Regions from separate parts of the Homo sapiens genome. Here region 1 is linked to region 2. A link is an interaction called in ENCODE POLR2A ChIA-PET data of the cell type or tissue named here. Cell type or tissue: MCF 10A. All regions are shown on one strand. Each heading gives the region's core, and the rest is flanking DNA. Links, peaks and the distances in the headings are about the cores only. Region 1 overlaps LOC105373686 (a long non-coding RNA gene). Region 2 overlaps RIF1 (replication timing regulatory factor 1).

What was found. Peaks named below come from ENCODE experiments on the same cell type or tissue, not always from the same donor. Only the 100,000 strongest peaks of a DNase experiment are listed, where the experiment ranks them.
Region 1: POLR2A ChIA-PET joins it to region 2 with 7 read pairs; 2 of 35 experiments call an interaction of 5 or more read pairs at or near these places.

What each region holds. Positions count from the first base shown.
Region 1 is chr2:151,028,128-151,045,267 of GRCh38, forward strand. It overlaps LOC105373686 (a long non-coding RNA gene), which reads right to left. Exons shown (of 4, transcript XR_002959484.1): 4 at 15,709-15,746. Among named protein-coding and RNA genes, the nearest start is that of RBM43, 230 kb to the right of the region's middle. In MCF 10A, for the core only: no CTCF peak of the experiment used is centred there; a DNase peak (open chromatin) is centred at 15,514.
Region 2 is chr2:151,437,756-151,440,255 of GRCh38, forward strand. RIF1 (replication timing regulatory factor 1) reads left to right here. Exons shown (of 36, transcript NM_018151.5): 14 at 929-991; 15 at 2,272-2,372. Among named protein-coding and RNA genes, the nearest start is that of RIF1, 29 kb to the left of the region's middle. In MCF 10A, for the core only: no CTCF peak of the experiment used is centred there; no DNase peak of the experiment used is centred there.

The DNA of each region.
Region 1 (17,140 bases), core at 13,985-16,484, 400 kb before region 2:
GAGCCATGATCATGCCACTGTACTTCAGCCTAGGCAACAGAGTGAAACCCTGTCTCAAAAAAAAAAAAAAAAAAAAAAAAAAAAAGAGAGAGAGAGAGAGAGAGAAAGAGGAGACACTGCCTTCAACCTCCCCACCACAACCTGAATACAGCTTCCCTTAAACTTAAAGAGAATGGGGATGTCCTAAGAATATGATCTGTCCTAAAATTCAAAATAATGCTCATTTCCAATCTTCTCCTGAGTATTTGCATAGTTTTCAGGGTAATAGACTCAGTTTCTCATGTATTTTGTAAGCAGGAAATTCAAGGGCTTACCCTGGACCTGGAGGATGGAAAAAGCTAAGGTCAGGGAGAAATCACGCCTGAATCTACAACCATGCACCATTCAGGAGTCTGTGCAGATTGAACTGTGTTCCATAAAACATGTTTCTGCTTAATATGGATCTAGACACTACTGTTTTTGAAAATTAGTATTTGGGGAATGAGTGAGCTTTATGGGTACACATGTGTATTCTATTCAATAGTTACAAATTGAATGATGATGAAAAATTCTTAATCTCCATTTCTCTTGGAGAAATGAAGAGAATCAGATTGGAAGTTTCTAAATCCACTCTGGATGTTTCTACTGTACTAAGATTGCCAAGGCTCATCCTAGACCCTCCTGCCAAGCCTACTCCAATCCCTGCCACTGCATGTTACAGAAGACTTGAAGTCTCAAAGGTAGGAAAGTGGATTGCTTGGGTCCTGCTACCAGTAAGTAGAAAAAGATATCCTAGAGCAATATTGAGCCTCACAGAAGTGAAGAAACAGTACATAGAGTTCTCAAGAAAGAAGTGTTCTTTCCTATAAGAGGGTGGACACAAGGTCAGGGAGCAAAATAGGAAGGAACTGGGGCATTTTCTTGAGATAACAGCTAGAAAGCATTTATATGCCTGCATGTGTTTCATTGAATGATAAAAACTGTCACATGAGACAGAAATTAGACATTTTTTTCTTCCTAGAACATAGTTACCTTCTGTTCTCCCAACATTTTAGTAAAGTAGCAAATGCCTACACAGTGTGTATTTGGTAGGATGAAAAACCAAGGAGCAGGACAGGACAAGGAAGTGTGGTCTGGACCAATCACCTTTCTGTTGATGCTTACACAGGAAAAAAAGACCTTCTGAGAAATTTGGATCATAATCCCAAAAGACAAAATCCTCAAAGTTCAAAATCCCTAAATCCTAAATCCCTAAAATCTAAGATTCTTAAAATCACAATCCTGAAATATTAAAATCCTGAATGTTGAAATCCAAATTCAAGGGAAGGCATTGGTACACTTTTGGTTGTATGCATGATAGTTGCATCATATTATGTGGAACTGTTATCTTGTGGTTGACTTTATATGCATTTGGCAGAAAATCCAGATGAGTGGATTGGCCATGTGACACAGACAAGATGAAAACTTCCATTTTAAAAATGCGTTATTTGTCTACATTGGCATTCCTTCCAGTTGATGAAATTCCAGGAGCTTTTAATGAATTAAAGGGACATTTGCCTGAAGAAGCCAGCAAAGAAGTTACTGACTAGTTCAAGAATAATGATGTGCACAGAAGACACTTATGCAACAGCATTGCGGTTCAGTCACCAGTATTGGTTCCACCAAATTTGTGGTCTATGTATGAGTACATGTGGAATGGATTTCCGAGTACTCAAAACATCACAGAAGCAGGCACAAAAGATGAGAAAATTTAATAAGGAATTCTCATGTTCGTGTATATAGAATCATAGAAGAGTTTCAAAAAGAGCAGTGACACATAGAAAATGAAAGTGAATGTATTCTTCAATGAGAGCCATGCCCTAAAAGGAAAAAAAAAAAAAGCAGCTATTCATCTCAATTCATCTCAATGCAAGACTTCAAAAACTAGTTAATGATTATGAAATTCAGCCAGCTCTTATGAACTACCTCCACTCCTAATTTTCTATGCTATATATTTCATCTTTGCATCATTCCAAATATTGTACATAAAAATTGTGTACACTTTTAGAGAGGTCTAATTTGTCTTATGCACTTTGTGCAGGTTTGATTCTACAAAAGTGCATTATCACAACGTTGACTGGGTGTAAACATTGTGAGTGCACATAAAAACATTGGAACTTCCTCAATAAATAAAGAGGTGTCTTCTTTGTACATCTACATTTAAGAAAGATAACATTTTGTAAGATCTCGGTTCTTAGGTACCTGCATTTGCAGTGGTGACCCATCAAGGTTTTTCCTCAATCTCATCAAAAGACAGGTTGTCAGTCACGTTATTTCAGGTGACCGAGTTATAAAGATGGATGCACACAATAACCAACCATAGTGATAGACATTCATACATTTCACTTTTTGACCTATTTCTTTATAAATCCAGTTCGTCTGCTCATAACTGTTATAACCATGTCCTTATCTGAGTGCTTATTCTTGCAAAAATATGTATGCTATTCTTGCAGGACGTTTCCTTAGTTCGGCTAAAGATGGGGTCCTTGTCCATCCCATGGCCATGAAAATTTAGGCTCACAGACGGTCTGAAGCATGAGTAAAGCAGGGTTTCATTGGGTGAAACGGGGGAAAAGGGGGAAAACAGGGATCCTCTGCAAGGCCAGAGTCCCTTGCTAGAGTGCTTCCCGCTTGCAGCTTGAATCCCAGGTTCGACACAGGAAGAGGAGGGGTCAGGCTCCTCCCTGCTGGAAACAGCGGGAACTTCCCAAGGCTACAGCACCCAGTGGTACACCACCCAGTGCACATTCCTTCCAGTGAGCAGGAAGGTTGGAGTTGTTCCGGGGACCCCTTCCCACCTGGCTGTCTCATTCACCCCTCTAAAGAAGTCCATCTAACTGCCGTTAGAATAAAACTAAGAAGGAAGACCAATCTTAACTGCTTCCTGCTGACAGGGGGCGCTGTTTTAGGGAAATGGCAGAAGAAATAAATCTTCTAAAAATGTAAATTAGTATATTTTAAAGACATTTAGAATTATTTTTTTCTAGAATTATATTTCTGGGGGTTTGATATTTCAGGATTGTGATCTTCAGGATTTCAGATTTTAGGAATTTTGATCTTTTGGGATTATGCATCCAGGATTGTATCTTTGGGAATTACGACCGACTTCCCTTTTGAGACGCCTCTGGTCCAAGAATCCAAGGCAATGACCAGACGCAAAGTAAATGGTGGACAGCTGTGGAACTGAGACCAACAAGGTAGAACTAGCCTGGAAGAAGCAAGTTCAGCAGATGATTCAAGAGCTAAGATGAGACTAACTCTCATTTGTTCACATTTATATGCCAGGAAAGCCACAACTAAAGACAGAAACTGACATGCGGGGTTGCAGGAGCTTTAAACATTGGGCAAATTTAAATTGGGTACCTTGAGGTAAAAGGCTTTGTACTTCCCATAAGCTCTCAATGAAAATTTTGCCCTAACTTTATAACATACATTCTAAGATCAAATTTGTATGAAAGCACCACAACACAGGACAAGACCCTTGGGAGCAGAGAGAAGGAATGACCAGTTTATTAATGGGACACTAAACTTTCTTTGTTTTTTCAATATCTTGGGGGCTGACTAAATAATTTCATCCAGGTGTATAAGTGAAAACAACAGTCATAACAACAACAACAAAAAATTATTTTATCAGGGCAGGCTTTAAAAACCAAACACATATATTAGGCTTGAAAAGCTACCAATTGCTGTAATTTCATTTAGCTTGCAGACCACTTCTAAGTTGGGAAAATATGATTGCAAAACCTATAAAAACCTAATGAAAGCTTTGGGGTTTCTCCCCCACCCCCAGTCTGGCATAAAATAGTAGGAGTAAGAGTAACTCTCCATTTTCCCCACCCACAGCTTAGATATCATAAGATAATTATAAATTATGTTGTGATGACCACAAGCTGCACTCGAACAAGTGTCTCTCACCCACTGACCCCAGATATGCCCCTCAGTACCTGTTTAAAGATCCCCTCCAATAACATAGGCATTTGCTTGAAATTGTGCTTGGAGCTTGAGTTCAACTAAATTTTTACTAAGCTATTTAAAATGAATTACATGGACTAAATGGATCTTGAATCCTCTGAGGACAAATGCACCATATGAATACAAACACAGCATAGGGCTGTAAGAAAACTCTATTCCATTAAGGGATAAGGCGAATCCCACAATAACAACAGAGGAGCCGGGAGACAAGTTGTGGGAGCTGCAGTGAGGTGAAACCACAGAGGGCTCCAGGAAAAAGCTGGTGTTGGCAACACAATGCTGCATTGCAGGTACTCTACCTGCCACTCAGGGACCACATATGTTCTGAATACCTAAGTGTTTTAGGGGTGGAAATGGTGACCCAAACTTATTTCTAACTCACAAGATAAATGAGACTGTGCTCAAAATCAGTTTCAGACTTCTCAAAAGAAGAATTATTTATAGATGCCAGGTATCATCATTCACAGAGAAGGATAGCAAATTGCCACTTCCAAGCCAGCCCAACAGAAAGCCCCCATGTGCTTCATGCTCTTCTCTCTTCCACCAGCTAGAGGCAGTTGATGATGAGGTCATGTGGATTCTTGCTTCTCAAAGTCTAGTCTATGAACCAGCCCCATTGGCATCACTCAGTGCTTATTAAAGACGCAAAATCTTGGGTCCCATTCCAGACCTCCTGAAACAGAATCTGCCTTTTAACAAGCTCCCCCAGGTGATTCATATATGCATTGAAATTTGAGAAGCACTGGTCTAGACTGGTGGTAGGATGCTAGAGCTGCCAGATGAAAAGAGCATGAGTCCCTGAATTGCCACATGGAGGAAAGCCACCAGCTGACCAGAAACATCTGCCTGGGATTCATGAAAGACTTGGAAAGAAACTGGGTATAAGCCATTACATTTTTTTGCTTCTATTTGTTAGCACAGATGAGCCTACTCTAACAAATACAACGAAACATATCTATTTCTAAACCATCTGGAGTCTGAACTCTGTCCTTCTGGAATTTGGAATATCAACAAAATTCTTAGAAGCAGATTGAATTAACCAAGAGACTATTTTACCACATGACAATCTGTGTATGGCTTCAAGTCAAGTGTGTGTGTGTTTTTTTATATATATACTAGCAGATAAGTTGTATAAAATAAGGGTAGGATTTTTCAACCTTCATCTATTTCCAGGTCAAGCTTCCCTTCTTTCCATTATTCCATAATGTTATCAAGTCCTTTTTGAAAGGGCCAGTGTCAGTTTCAGCATCCCTGCTGGCTTTGAGCATCTATCATTTTAAGAATGAAATGATTCTTCATGGCATATTATGAGCCTTTTTTGTCAGGTAGTTAACTAAACTGGCACCAGTTAACTGTGATCTAAACTTTATATTGACAGATCTGGCAACAGACTGACATTCCTTGCACTAATTTTGGCTGCCCAATCTGAAAAAAAAAATATGTTTGAAATATGATTTATCTTAAGCTGACAGCAGTCTTCATCGGGGTGCCAGCCACTGACAGAGTGAGGGAAAGGACCCAGCATAAAATCCTAGCTGAATATGCTTGTAAGTCAGGAAGAAAGAATTTAGGGCTCCTGTTCCTCAAAGTCATAATTTAATTTAACAACCAAAGCTGGAAGGAAAACAAATGTTTCTTAGTAAGCCTCACCATCAACAATCTATTTTTCTCCCATACCACATTTGTCTTACCTTGTAAAGCCCAGGATTACCTTCCCCAAGTCTTACGATAATATCTGACACACACCAACTATTCCAGCAACTCGGTAGAGCCCCTGAAATGCAATTATAAGAAAAGATCTAATAAGCCAAAGATTAGTGACAGAAATGTGAGCATTCTTAAGTGTTTTTCTTTGGGGCTGATGTGAAAGCCAGAAACTAACCAGCTGAAGGAATAATGATACAGAAGGAAGTGACAAAATTGGAAAGATCCATCAGCATAGTCATGGTGCAGAAATGACAGTATCTGGGTAGTAACAGCATCATTTGACCATTAAATCCTAAATTGTTACATCTCTCTTTTCCTAATGAAAATAAGATGCAGAAATACTTTCAGACATTAACAAGAAGCTGTCTAGAACGTTACTGATATTTCTTAGACCAATCATGCTTTATTAACAACATAAACCCAAGTTTTTAGACTATGCCAGCACTCTGTGCAAATACGTTAATATGTAGCTGTTCACTGTCATCTTTTATTTTTGGTATAATTTGGTATGAGGTGTGTATTTGTGTATATGAATAGTAATGATGAGCAAAATAAAATAGCCCTGGATTCGTTGTTTAAATTCTTGCATTGGTATTTATGGCAATAAAGGAGATGGGGGAGGGGAATATATACTGCCTAGAAGCTGAAATTATTTCCTAATGCCATCAAGCTAGAGTGAATGAAGTTCTCCTGGGGAAATACTATTCATTCTAATGGGCTGAATTGGACACTGTGGTGCCATTAAGTGCATACTAAGTGATCATTCACCAAAAGGTAACCTTTGGTGTTTTAAAAAAAAGGGAAAGAAAGAAAAAATAAAAGCTTCAGCCTCTTTACCTCTATTTACATTTTCAGCAGCGAAAACATAAACATAGGAATATAAGCACATAAGATAAAATATAAATGTCTGTACACGGCAGGCCCCACGTCAGTGTCTGTGGGGTCCATGTCCTCTGCGTGCTCACCTGGATTCCCCTTCCTCATTATTTGCCATGGTGTCTGTGAGGCTCCCCTGTGGCTTCTCCCAGACCTCTCCTCCCAGGTAGCTCTCCATCCTCTGCTTCTTTTCTTACCTCCTCTCCCCAATTAAGCACATCTTTCCTGTGCCCCATTTCTTTCCTGCCCCTTCAAACAGATTAACCCATGCTAAGTTGCCAAAAGTTTGTATTCCTTTCCTGCTTTGAAACCAGATACACTTGCATCACAATCGCAGCCCTATTCACAATAGCAAAGATTTGGAATCAACCTAAATATCCATCGATGGATGATTGGATAAAGAAAATGTGGTACATATGCACCATAGAATACTACTCAGCCATAAAAAAGAATAAAATCCTGTCTTTTGCAGCAACATGGATGGAACTGGAGGCCATTATCCTAAGTTAAATAACTCAAAAACAGAAAGTCAAATACATGTTCTCACTTATAAGTGGGAGTTAAATAATGTATACACATGGACATAGAGTGTGGAATAATAGACATTAAAGACTCAGAAGGGTTGGAAGGGGTGAAGGATGAGAAATTAGTTAATGGGTACAATCTACAATATTCAGGTCATGGGTACACTAAAAGCCCAGATTTCATCACTACAAAATATATCCATGTAACAAAACAGCACTTGTATTCCCTACATCTATTTTTTTTTTTAATTTAAGTACAGCTGGGCATGGTGGCTCATGCTGTAATCTTACCACTTTGGAAGGCCAAGGCAGGCAGTTTGCTTGAGCTCAGGAGTTCAAGACCAGCCTGGGCAACATGGCAAAACCCAGTCTCTATAAAAAATACAAAAATTGTCTGGGTGTGATGGTGGGCACCTGTAGTCCTAGCTATTCAGGAGGCTGAGGTGGGAGGATCACCTGAGCCTGGGAAGTCAAGGCTACAGTGAGCTGGGATTGTGCTACTGCGCTCCAACCTGGGTGACAAAGTGAGACTTTGTCTCAAAAAAAAAATTTTTTTAATGTTTAACAATAAAAAAATACACTTTTAAGTTAAAAAAAAAGAAAAAAGGCAGATATAATTTTGAGTAGGCAGACTTCTTAGTTCCTTTCAAATAGCTTGATGAAGGTGGCTGCTTTTTCTGCCAGTGTGTAAGACTGATTTAGACATCAAGAAGACTTTGGAAGTGAAGGAGATCAAAATATTTTACCCCCAAATATATTTCTTTGACATATTTTGAAATGGCTGCTGCAGAGCCAGCACACTCAGGTAAGGATAATTTGCATCTGTGGAGAATCTCCATTAATGCCAGCCAAGCCCTCACTTTCTAGGACTTTTCTGGATCTAGGAGAGATTAACTGAGAGTGGGACACAGTGAAAGGTCTGAAAATAAACATTTACCATCTGTTGTCTCTGACGGCTGCTACCAGTGAGTCTTCATCTACACAACAAGACCACCTTTGCTAGCCAGGCATCCTCTTCTCTCCCTCCTGTAACTTGTCTTGCTACTGAAATTTGATTTACCGCCATCTCCTGTTTTTGGCCATGCTCTGGGCCTGCTTTCTGTCTCTAACCTCAAGATGGTATATAAGCTTCTGAACTTTATTGAGGTGTTGGGTGTTTGTTCTGAAGGCTTTCGTGTGTACATGTTAAATGAATGTGTATGCCTCACGCCAGTGATTATCAGTGAAATTCCAGAGGGCCAAGGGCCTCTTAAAAGAGATGGGATCTCACTTTGTGGCCCAGGCTAGAGAGTGCAGTGGAAGGATTGTAGCTCACTGCCACCTTAAATACTGGGCTACAGTGATGCTCCTGCCTCAGCCTCCTGAGTAGCTGGGACTACAGGTGTGGGCCACTGCCCCATGGCTACTTAGTCTATATGATTAAGGCCCTATATGGTGGCATATACACACCCCATTTTACAGGTGGTGTTCCTGAGGGTCAGAGACATGAAGTAATTTAGTCAAGGTCACAAAGTGTCAGAGTCAAGATTTAAAACCATCTGTCTGGTTCCCAAGTTCATTCATTTCCCTTGGCTGAGGCTGTGTCAGGCACAGCACATTGTGGATAATGAGATACATATTTGGGCTTTGTTCCCATTCTTGTCCCAGAGCACCTAAAACCCTTGGAATTTCCTGAGTGATTGAAATATCTTTTGTTATTGATAATGAGCCACTTTCCATCATCTGAGTTTGGGCTAATGAGGTGACTTAGGATGGGGTCCCCAGATAGCCTCAGGATGAGGCCAGGCACCTGAAAGACACAGTGCATAGAGGATTAGAAGGTTGAAACTTTCAGCCCTACCCACCAACCTCCAAGAAGAGGGAGGGGGAGTCTGGAGATTAAACTCTATAAAAACTCTTGAACCATGAGACTTGATGAGTTTCCAGGTTGCTGAACACATGGAGGAGCAAGGAGGGTGGCATGCCCAGAGTGGGCACAGAAGCTTCCTACCCTTTCCCCGTCCATACCTTGCCCCATGAATCTTTTCCATCTGAGTTGTACCCTTTACAATAAACTGGTAAATGTAAGTAAAGTGTTTCCCTGAGTTTGGGGGGCCATTCTGTCAGAGGTGTTTAACCAGAGAGACTTCATCTTGAATAGGGCCTAGGTAAAATAAGGCTGAGACCTACTGGGCTGCATTCCCAGGAGAGAAGGCATTCTTAGTCCCAGGATGAGACAGGAGGTCGGCACAAGATACAGGTCACAAGGACCTTGCTGATAAAACAGCATACAGTAATGAAGGCAGCCAAATCCTGCCAACCAAGATGGTGATGAGAGTGAGCTCTGCTTCTCCTCATTATACTGCTCGTTATACCCTCATTATAATGCATTAGCTACTAAAAGACACTCCCACCATTGCCGTGACAGTTTACAGATGCCATGACAATGTCAGGAAGTTATCCCATACGGTCTAAAAGGGGGTGGAACCCTCAGTTCCAGGAACTGCCCACCCCTTTCCTAGAAGACTCATGAATAATCCACCCCTTGTTTAGCATATAATCAAGAAATAACCATAAAATAGCCAACCATCTGCCTGTGGAGTAGCCATTCTTTGGTTTCTTTACTTCTCTAATAAACTTGCTTCACTTTATGGATTTGCCACAAATTCTTTCCTGCACAAGATCCAAGAACTCTCTCTTGGGGTCTGGATCAGGACCCCTTTCGGGTAACAATTTAAGCAAACTAGGAGGAGGTGGTCATGGGAACCCCTGATTTATAGTCAGTCAGTCAGAAGTATTGGGGGCCCAGACTTGCAACTGGCATCTGAAGTGGGGCACTCTTGTGGGACTGAGCCTTTAACCTGTGAGATCTGACACTATCTCCAGGTAGACAGTGTCAGAATTGAACTAAATTATAGCACACCCAGTTGGTGTCCAGTGGAGAACTGATGTGCGGGAAAAGCCGGCACTTTGTTCAAAGAAGTGTTTTGTGTTTGAGTGCAGACAGAAACGGTGAGTATGTGTTTCACCAGACATATTCTGTCCTATCATTCTGTCAGATAAATGGAAGGATGCATTTCTTTATTTTCTCATAAAGGGAATTTTTCTTAGACACAAAACTTTCCATCTATTATCTTTTCTAATTGATGTAAACAGTATAACTGCTTTCTCCCACCTGTCTAATGCAAAGCACTAACATATTAAAAAGTGTGTCTTGACCTGTCCTCCCCTCCTCTCTTGACTCATGTCAATATTTCAAATTTTGTCCTATTTAGGAAAACAAGGATTCTTTGTCTGCAGGATGTTCAAGATCGGGTTTATAATTCCTCTGGAATTATCTTTCCAGTGGAACAAGGAAAATAAACTGGAGAAACCTTTTGGGTGAAGATGCAGGTCATAAGCAGCTTGACACGCAAGAATTCACATTGAACCTGGCCATGTCTGACATTAATGCAAATACTCACCCTGGCCCCTGCAGGCTGGGGAGTCAGAAAAAAACGTAGTGTGACAAGATGGATACTGGCAGCTTTGCACTCGGGCAGAGACAGTGAATGCAGCCTGTGGGCTCTCTCCCCACCCCAAAGCCCACCATTCTATGCTGTCAAAGGATCTAGGGCCGTATGATAAGGAACAGAAAGTGACATTGTTTTGTTATTGTTTTTATCTGTCGAATCCAAAGAGACTATACATTTAAGGCAGTAAATAGGCTCAAGAAAAATAGCAGAATGAGGAGGAGGAGGAGGCTGTCCTAGGCGGTGGAGGGGCAACAGGTGTGTGTGAGATGAAGAAAAGGAACAAGATCCTCTCCACAATCTTGTCCAGGTCCAGAGTTTCTTCTAGCCCTTCTCCTCACCTCCTTGCACAAGATAAGGCTTGAGATGACGAGACTTCAGGGGCAAACTTCTAGTTCATATCCATTCCCTGCACACTTGCTGAAACAACTGCCCATGATTCTCATTGTGGTCTCCCTACTTCACAACTCCAGCCAAGCCCGGGGGAAGTCTTAGTTCATGAGGGACTAAAAAGAGCTCCTTATGAGAGGCAGGTGCAGGGCTAAGCACTCAACACACACCATCTCTTTTAGTCCTCCCTGAAACTGCATAATTATTACTATTGTTCCCACTTTACAGATGAGAAGATTGAGGCTCAAGCATCTTAAGTGAGCAGCTCAGGCCACCAGCAAGTCTGAGCTGAGATGTGAATCTAGATGTTCTGACTCCAGGCCAATGCATCTGGGCTTGTGGATTTCAGTTTCCACTTCTACAAATCCCCATCCCCACACCCGCACACACTCTAGATGAGGTATCCAAAAGCACGAAGCAGAAGTGTGTTTGAGGAGTGCACTGAAGACCTGCTCAAAGTACTGCTGAAGAAGGGAAATTTACAGGGAAATGAGATTTGCAACAAAAACGGGATGGTCCAGCTCTATTGCTAGACTCCAGCTTTTGGCGGGGAGGAAATTGAGCCATGGTATAACAAGACTGCCATGGGTAGCTTCATATTTGAGAATAAACCAAGCTCCTGGGCCCTCAGTATGAAGAATTCTGTGGGAACTTGGACTCACACCAAGCCCTAGGACACAAAGTTGCATGGTTTCTTCATGTTCTCTAATAGTGTTCTGAGTTGACCCAGAAGACAGGGATATGGTAGAAAGGACTGAAGGATTCATTGGATACCTAATTGGATATTTATCCAATTATCCAGAAATACAGTGGAGAGGATTCCAATATGAATCAACTACATTAAATTAGGTGACTTTTGAAATTTCTCCAACCCTAAGATTCCATGAGAAGAAATATGTCTTTGTATTCTTACATAACTTTGCATATCGGGGAAAAGGAAGATGAGAACAATAATAGAGGTAATCACAAGTATTTACTGAGCTCTCACTAAGTGTCTGGCATTCCTATCTCTGATTCTTAGATGCTGTAACCCAGCACCATATGGACAAAGTCAGTGGCAAGAGGTAGAACAAGGACAGCAACAAATTAATTAACTAAATAGGAATTTAATTTGAGTGGAGTCCAAGGGGAATTGTGATTCATTTTGGCAGGTTGCACAAGACTTGTCTTGCCCTTCAACAATGCAAAGAAAGCGTTCGACAAAGGAAGCTTCATGAGACTGCCCTACCATTGCCAGTGATCCTGGCAACATACACGCCCACAGGTCTGCAGAAGAAAACACAGTAGAACTACCTAAAAGATAATGATTCTGACAAGTGATCCTGACAGGAAGGGCAAGTTGGACCTTTCCTCTAAGAGCCTACAGTGATGATCAGAGCCATAACCACTATTTGTAAACACACTAACATATGCAGTTTCTCACTTCATTGAGAAACTTCATTGAGTTTACTCCACTTAATTGAATGTTATCTTAGCATCAATTTGCCCATTTTAGACTCCTTTCTAAGTGGCTCCCCAACTAGATCACAAGTTTCTTGAGGGCAAAGCCCTGGCAAATTTCTCTGCCCCTCGATAACAATCTTTGATAAGTACACAGTAGTGTACAGTAAACACCAAAAGAATGAAACAAAAAATCAGTTCTGATGTGGAATCAGCAGCCACTTCTGCCTAGGGCATCTGTATAAACCGTCCATTGCTGGGACAGCAGCTTCAATATATGGTATTTACCCTGGTCTCCCTGTCTTCTGAAAAGTCTCTTCTAGCCCAATGGATGCCTATCAGACTGCACTCTTCTTTCTGTGCTTCAGTAGGCCCTTGAAGTTCTCTTTTTTGTTGACCCTCTTGAGCCTTTAGGGGGTCCTGTTGTTTGTCAATCATTTTTCACACACTATAGTCCTATGGAACTTTGCTGTTTTAGCTATCCCAGAGATTCTCAAACTTGAGCAAGCGTAACAATCCCCAGGGCCCACACTTAGATATTCTGCTCTGGAAGAGAATCAGGAATCTACAGTTGTAATCAGCCCCACCAGGTAATTTCTGATACAGGTGGCCCAGGAATCACCCTTTAAGAAACACTGACTCTGTCAAAGGAATTATGAAAATAGGATCTTAATCTAATGATTGACTATTATGATTCCTAGGAGCTAGAATCTCGAGTGTGCTTTGTCTCTTGGGGTCCTAGAATCACTGCTACTATTCCCAGAATTAGGTTATCAACCAAAGAGATTTCTGAAAGAAAACACTAGAAACAAGCCCTGATTGAGTCAGAAAGCTGTCCATGTATATTGATACCAAACTGAGAGGGAGTGAAGCCAGAAAGCCAATGGGAAAGCAACCATTTTAAGAGAATGAGGTCAGACGACAAATGTCACGTCACAGTGAAGGGATGTCACAGTTCTTAACAGTGCAAGAGGCCAGTGAATTACCCATGTGGTTTGCTTTGACTGAAGCCATAAGTTCCTCTCTGTGGCCATGTCATCATTAACTTAAAGCAGCAATAGTCTTTGCTTGCCAGAGCTTATATGTAGTGTGAGGGAGATTCTTAAGCAAAATTGTGAAATAATTTAGGGTGATCTCCTGCACATTTCCCTTTCTCAGTTATCTTTATTCCTATTTTGTTGTACAAGCTTCCACTTATCCACTTAACAAGGTATTTGAGGGCCTCAGATTTTCTTTCCTCTCCTCCACCTGAACCTACTTTCCAAAAAGCATGTGTACAGTTAAGGCTAAAGAATTTATACAGCTAAAAACATTATGTCTCCCACAATTACTTATATCTTCATATGAATACATTATATTTATTTATGCCTAGTTACGTAATTGCAAATTGTCAGCCAATCATGGGGAATATATTTTTTCAAGCAATGGGAATTTATAGTACTTCTTGGCACAGATATAAGACTGTCTCGTTGCACAAATTTCACAAGACAATTGAACCATCAAGGCCTAGAAGTCATTCACAGAGAAGCCATGGACAAGGTCGGTTGCATGATTTATTCTGTAGGTATCCTCTCCCCTTAGTTCCCATAGTACCCAAGTTTGCATTTATCTAGTATTTTTCACACCATTTGTGCTGATCATTTATGTTTCTGTTTCTCCCCTTCCCCCACCAGACTCCGTCTCCCAGGTTCAAGTGACTCTCATGCCTCAGCCTCCCAAGTAGCTGGGATTACAGGCATAAACCACCACACTGGACAAATTTTTGCTTTTTTGGTTTTTTTTTTTTTTTGAGATAGAGTTTCTACTGCCCAGGCTGGAGTGCAGTGGCACAATCTCGGCTCACTTCAACCTCCACCTCCCCAGTTCAAGTGACTCTCATGCCTCAGCCTCCCAAGTAGCTGGGATTACAGGCATAAACCACCACGCTGGACTAATTTTTGTATGTTTAGTAGAGATAGGGTTTCACCATGTTGGCCAGGCTGGTCTCAAACTCCTGGCCTCAAGTGACCCACCAACCCCGGCCTCCCAAAGAGCTGAGATTACAGGTATGAGACGCTGTGCCTGGCCAGAAACCAAGTCTTTCTTAATCATCACCATTCGGGTACATAACTAGTACTCAAAAAGATACATGCTGAAAAATTGAACTCAAGTGACACATATATAAGATCCAAGAAAGAAAAAGAAAGGAAATTTACCTTCCCTGCCTCTATAATTCAGATTACCTTACCCACCCACCTCCAACAATATCTCATGGCATGAGCAAATGAGTGGTAACCATGGTTATGTAAGAAAAATGAAAAGGAAGGGGAAAGAACTAAAATGATATAGACATACTAAAAATTTAGAATAATTTGCCTCTAATAGGTATAAAAATTTGTAACATTGAGGTTACATAGTTGTTGAGTTTTTTTTACCTTTTCATATTTTTTAAAAATGTACGCTAGTTACCATGATAAATTGGTAACTATGGAGTTAATAATAAAGTGATGAAAAGGCTGTGGCATGGCTTTTTGCAGAGACTGCATTATTGCACACCCATCTTTGACAAGGCAATTTCCCCACAATAACTGTAGTCTCACTGTATAATTATCTCAACCACTGATATTTCTCTAGAACTATAAGAAAGCCAACTGCTACGTAAACAGGCCTGCTTGTTCACTGCAGATGGACCAGTCTATCTGTAAAAGCAAGTACTCTAAAAGAACACTCCATGAATGCAAATGAGTTGGTTCTTGGTCCCTTCAGATCAATGCTTTTCTTAATCCAAGCTTTGATTTCTTGTTGCTCCTTTGGTTTAAATCAGATAATGTAAGGATTGGAACTAAAGTAAAATAATAAAAATCATAAGTATTTTATTATTATGTTACTTGTGGTGTTATCATTTTGTCAGAGCTATGAAACTACCTTCATTTTAAGTCATGTGTTCTACAGTTTACCCCTCAGATAGGGCTTAAACTATTAGTATAGATAGAGAAGGAATATAAAGGGTTGCTGTGGTTTGGATGTAGTATGCCCCTGCCGAAACTCACGTTGAAATTTGATTCCTAAATGTAGCAGCATTGGGAGGTAGGGCCTAGTGGGAGGTGAGTCATAGGGGCAGATTTCTCATGAATAAATTAATGTCATCTCACAGGAATGAGTTTTCACTCTCACGGAACTAGATTGGTTACCACAAGAGCAGGTTGTTCCTCCTCGTGTTTGCTTTATTTATACACCCACTCACCTTTCCATGTCTCTACCATGTCTTGACACAGTACGTGGCCCTCACCAGATGCTGAGCAAATGCCAGTGCCATGATCTTGGACTTTCCAGTCATCAGAATTGTGAGCTTAAAAACAAAAACAAAAACAAAAACAAAAACAAAAACAAACCCTTTTCTTCATAAATTACCCAGCCTCTTGTATTCTGTTATAGCATCACGAAATAGACTAAAACAGGAGTAAAGGATATATATGTAGATGATGTTTTTCTCTCTTTGACTGATGTAGAAATTTACTAGATCCATATGAGACTAGAGTATATATATACATATATGTGTATATATATGTATGTATCTATATATGTACATATAGAGAGTATATGTACACATATATGTATATATATACTCTAAATTAAATAGATATACTTATATAACATTTATAGTATCTACATGCTATAAAATGCATCCATTTTAAGTGTACAATTCAATTACTTTTAATAAATTTACAGAGTTCTGCAACCATTACCAAAATCCAGTTTGAGAACATTAGATTCCTCTGAAAAGCTCCCTCATGTTCATTTGCAGTCACCACCCTGCTGTTTCTACTCCCAGTGGCAGGCAAACACTAATCTGCTTTCTGTCTCTGTAGGTTTGCCTTTCTGGACATATCATCTATGGAATGTTCATTGAATCATACAATATGTGCTCTTTTGCATATGGCTTTTTTCACTTAAAATTTATCCATGTTGTAACAGGCATCAGTTACCTATACTTTTTGTTGTTGCTAAATAGTATTCAATTATAGTTATATATCATTTTTTAATCCATTAGCAAGTTGGTGGGTATTTAGATTATTTCCCACTTTTGTCAATGGTGAATAATGCTGCCATGAACATTTGCATACAAATCTTTGTGTAGATACATGCTTTCATCTCTCTTGGGTAGATTCCTAGCAATGGAATTGCTGGGTCACATAGTAAATTTAAATTTTTGAAAAACTGACAAACTGTTTTCCAAAGCAGTTCCCCCATTTTAAATTCACACCAGCAATACATGAAAATTTCAGTTTCTCCATATCCTCACCAACACTTGTTATTGTCTTTTTTATTATAGCCATTCTAGTGGATGTGAAATGATATCCCACTGAAATTTAATTTGCATTTCCCTAATGGCTAAAGATTTTGAACATCTTTTCATGTGCTTATTAGCAATTCTTGTATCTTCTTTTGTTCATTGGTTTTTGTTTGGTTGGTTGTTTGTTTGTTTGTTTGTTTTTATTTTTTTGAGATGCAGTTTTGCTCTTGTTGCCCAGGCTGGAGTACAATGGCACGATCTCAGGTCACTGCAACCTCCACCTCCCAGGTTCAAGCAATTCTTCTGCCTCAGCCTCCCTTGTAGCTGGGATTACAGGCGCCCGCAACCACGACCAGCTAATTTTTTGTATTTTTATCGAGACAAGGTTTCACTATGTTGGCCAGGCTGGTCTCGAACTCCTGACCTCAGGCGATCCACCTGCCTCAGCC
Region 2 (2,500 bases), core at 1-2,500:
CATTGAGAACTTTACATTTATTCATTTAATTTTCGCAGTAACATACCATGTTAGTTCATTTTACAAATGAGAAAATGGGTTATACAGGAAGTACATAAGTTATGCAGAGTCACTTACGAGTGGTAGTACCGTGTCAAGCTCTATGGCTCTAGCATCTGTGCCTAAACTCCTGTGTTACATGGCCTATCAAATAATGAGGAAAGGAAATTTCAAAAATTGTTTGCTCTTTAACTGGTTGGAAAAAGAATCACAATGAATCACATAAATTTTTTCTATTGGTTGTTAGATATCCTTCTGAATCTCCGTGAACAATCTCTGCCCCAAAAGTAGTGGGCATTCAATTCAGAAAAGAAAGATAATTTAAAAAAAGATAAAACAATTACCCTTAGTTACACAATTCATTGTTAACATGTTATAGTTGTTTTAAGGAACACATTTATGGCTGGACATGGTAGCGCATGCCTGTAATCCTGGCAGTTTGGGAGAGGCTAAGGTGGGAGGTTCACTTGAGGCAGATGTTTGTGACCAGCCTAGGAAATGTAGTGAGAGTGCTATCTTTACAAAAAAAAATAATTAGATGGGTGTAGTGGTGTGTACCTATAGTCCTAGCTACTTGGGAGGCTGATGTGGGAAGACTGCTTGAGCCCAGGTTGTTGAGGTGACAATGAGCTATGATTGTGCCACTGTACTCCAGCCTGGACAGAGCAAGACCCTGTCTGAAAAAAATAAACCATATTTAGTTTCTACAAACAAAAACGAAGTGATAGTGTTTTATAAACTTACTACAGGGTTGAGTATCATGAGGAAAATTAAATTAAGTATTGTTCAATTTATTTGTTTAATGTAAGGAAGTAAAGGGAGAGTGTTAGTCATAGTACGTAGTCATATGTACTTCATTTAAAATACTCAAGTTTATTTTGTTTGACAGATGTGGTTGTCAGTGCTATCTGGAAGGAGCTAATTAGCTTGGTGAAGTCAGTTACTGAATCAGGTAAGCACTATTACACTGATCAAATGTTGTTTTTTGAAACAGGTGGTGATCAGATGATTTTTATAGCATCCGGTGAATTGTTTGACTATATAAAATTTATTTTAAAAGTATTTCTTGCACTACCGTAGCTTCCAGTTTTTAATTTGTAGTTAATGTTTGAAGAACACTGGGGTTAGGTGTGCTGACCCACCACATGGTCCAAAATCTACATATAACTTCAGACTCCCCCAGAACTTAACTACTGATAACTTACTATCGATTGGAAGCCTTGCTGATAACATAAATAGCTGATGAGCACATATTTATACGTTATGTGCATTATATGCTGTGTTCATTAACAATATTAGTAAATTAGAGAAAAGAATGTTAGGAAAATCATAAGAGAAAACATAATCATTAAGTGGAAACGGGTTATATTCTTGTCTTTATGTTGAGTACACTAAGGAGGGAAGAGGAGGGGTGGAACTTGCTGTTTCCGGGATGGAAGAAAGTCTGAATAGGAGTGGACTCATGCCGTCCAAACCCGTGTCGTTCAAGGGTCAACTGTACTTAGTATTGTTGATTTAGAAAAAATAAATTTTTACAGCTCTCTGTATAGTCATCTCTAAAATTACATGCTTAGAAATACACCCTTCTAGCCGGGCGCGGTGGCTCATGCCTGTAATTCCAGCACTTTGGGAGGCCGAGGCGGGCGGATCACCTGAGGTCAGGAGTTTGAGACCCGTCTGACCAACATGGAGAAACCCTGCCTCTACTAAAAATACGAAATTAGCCAGACATGGTGGTGCATGCCTGTAATCAATCCCCAGCTACTCAGGAGGCTGAGGCAGGAGAATTGCTTGAACCTGGGAGGCGGAGGTTGCAGTGAGCTGAGATGGCGCCATTGCACTCCAGCCTGGGCAATAAGAGTGAAACTCCATCAAAAAAAAAAAAAAAAAGTAAATACACCATTCTCAGCCAGGCATGGTGGCTGACGTCTGTAATCCCAACACTTTGGGAAGCTGAGATGGGTGGATCACCTGAGGTCAGGAGTTTGATACCAGCCTAGCAAACCCGTCTCTACTAAAAATATGAAAATCAGCCAGGCATGGTGGTGCACACCTGTAATCCCAGCTACTCAGGAAGCTGAGGCAGGAGAATCGCTTGAACCCAGGAAGTGGTGGTTGCAGTGAGCCAAGGTTGTGCCCCTGTACCCCAGCTTGGGTGACAGAGCAAGACCCTGTCTCAAAAAAAAAAAAAAAAAAAAAAAGAACTATACCCTTCTTTTTGCTTTTTGATAGGTAACAAAAAAGAGAAACCAGGTTCTGAAGTTTTGACTCTCTTATTAAAGTCTTTGGAAAGCATAGTAAAGTCTGAAGTATTTCCTGTATCAAAAACGCTGGTAAGTATAATACCCGTATGTTGGACTTTAAAAACCATTTTCTGAAGTTAAATTTTATATAGAAGATATTTGCACAAATCTAGTTTGGGAAGACTTTTTTATATCAAGCATTCATCAGCAGTTTAGTC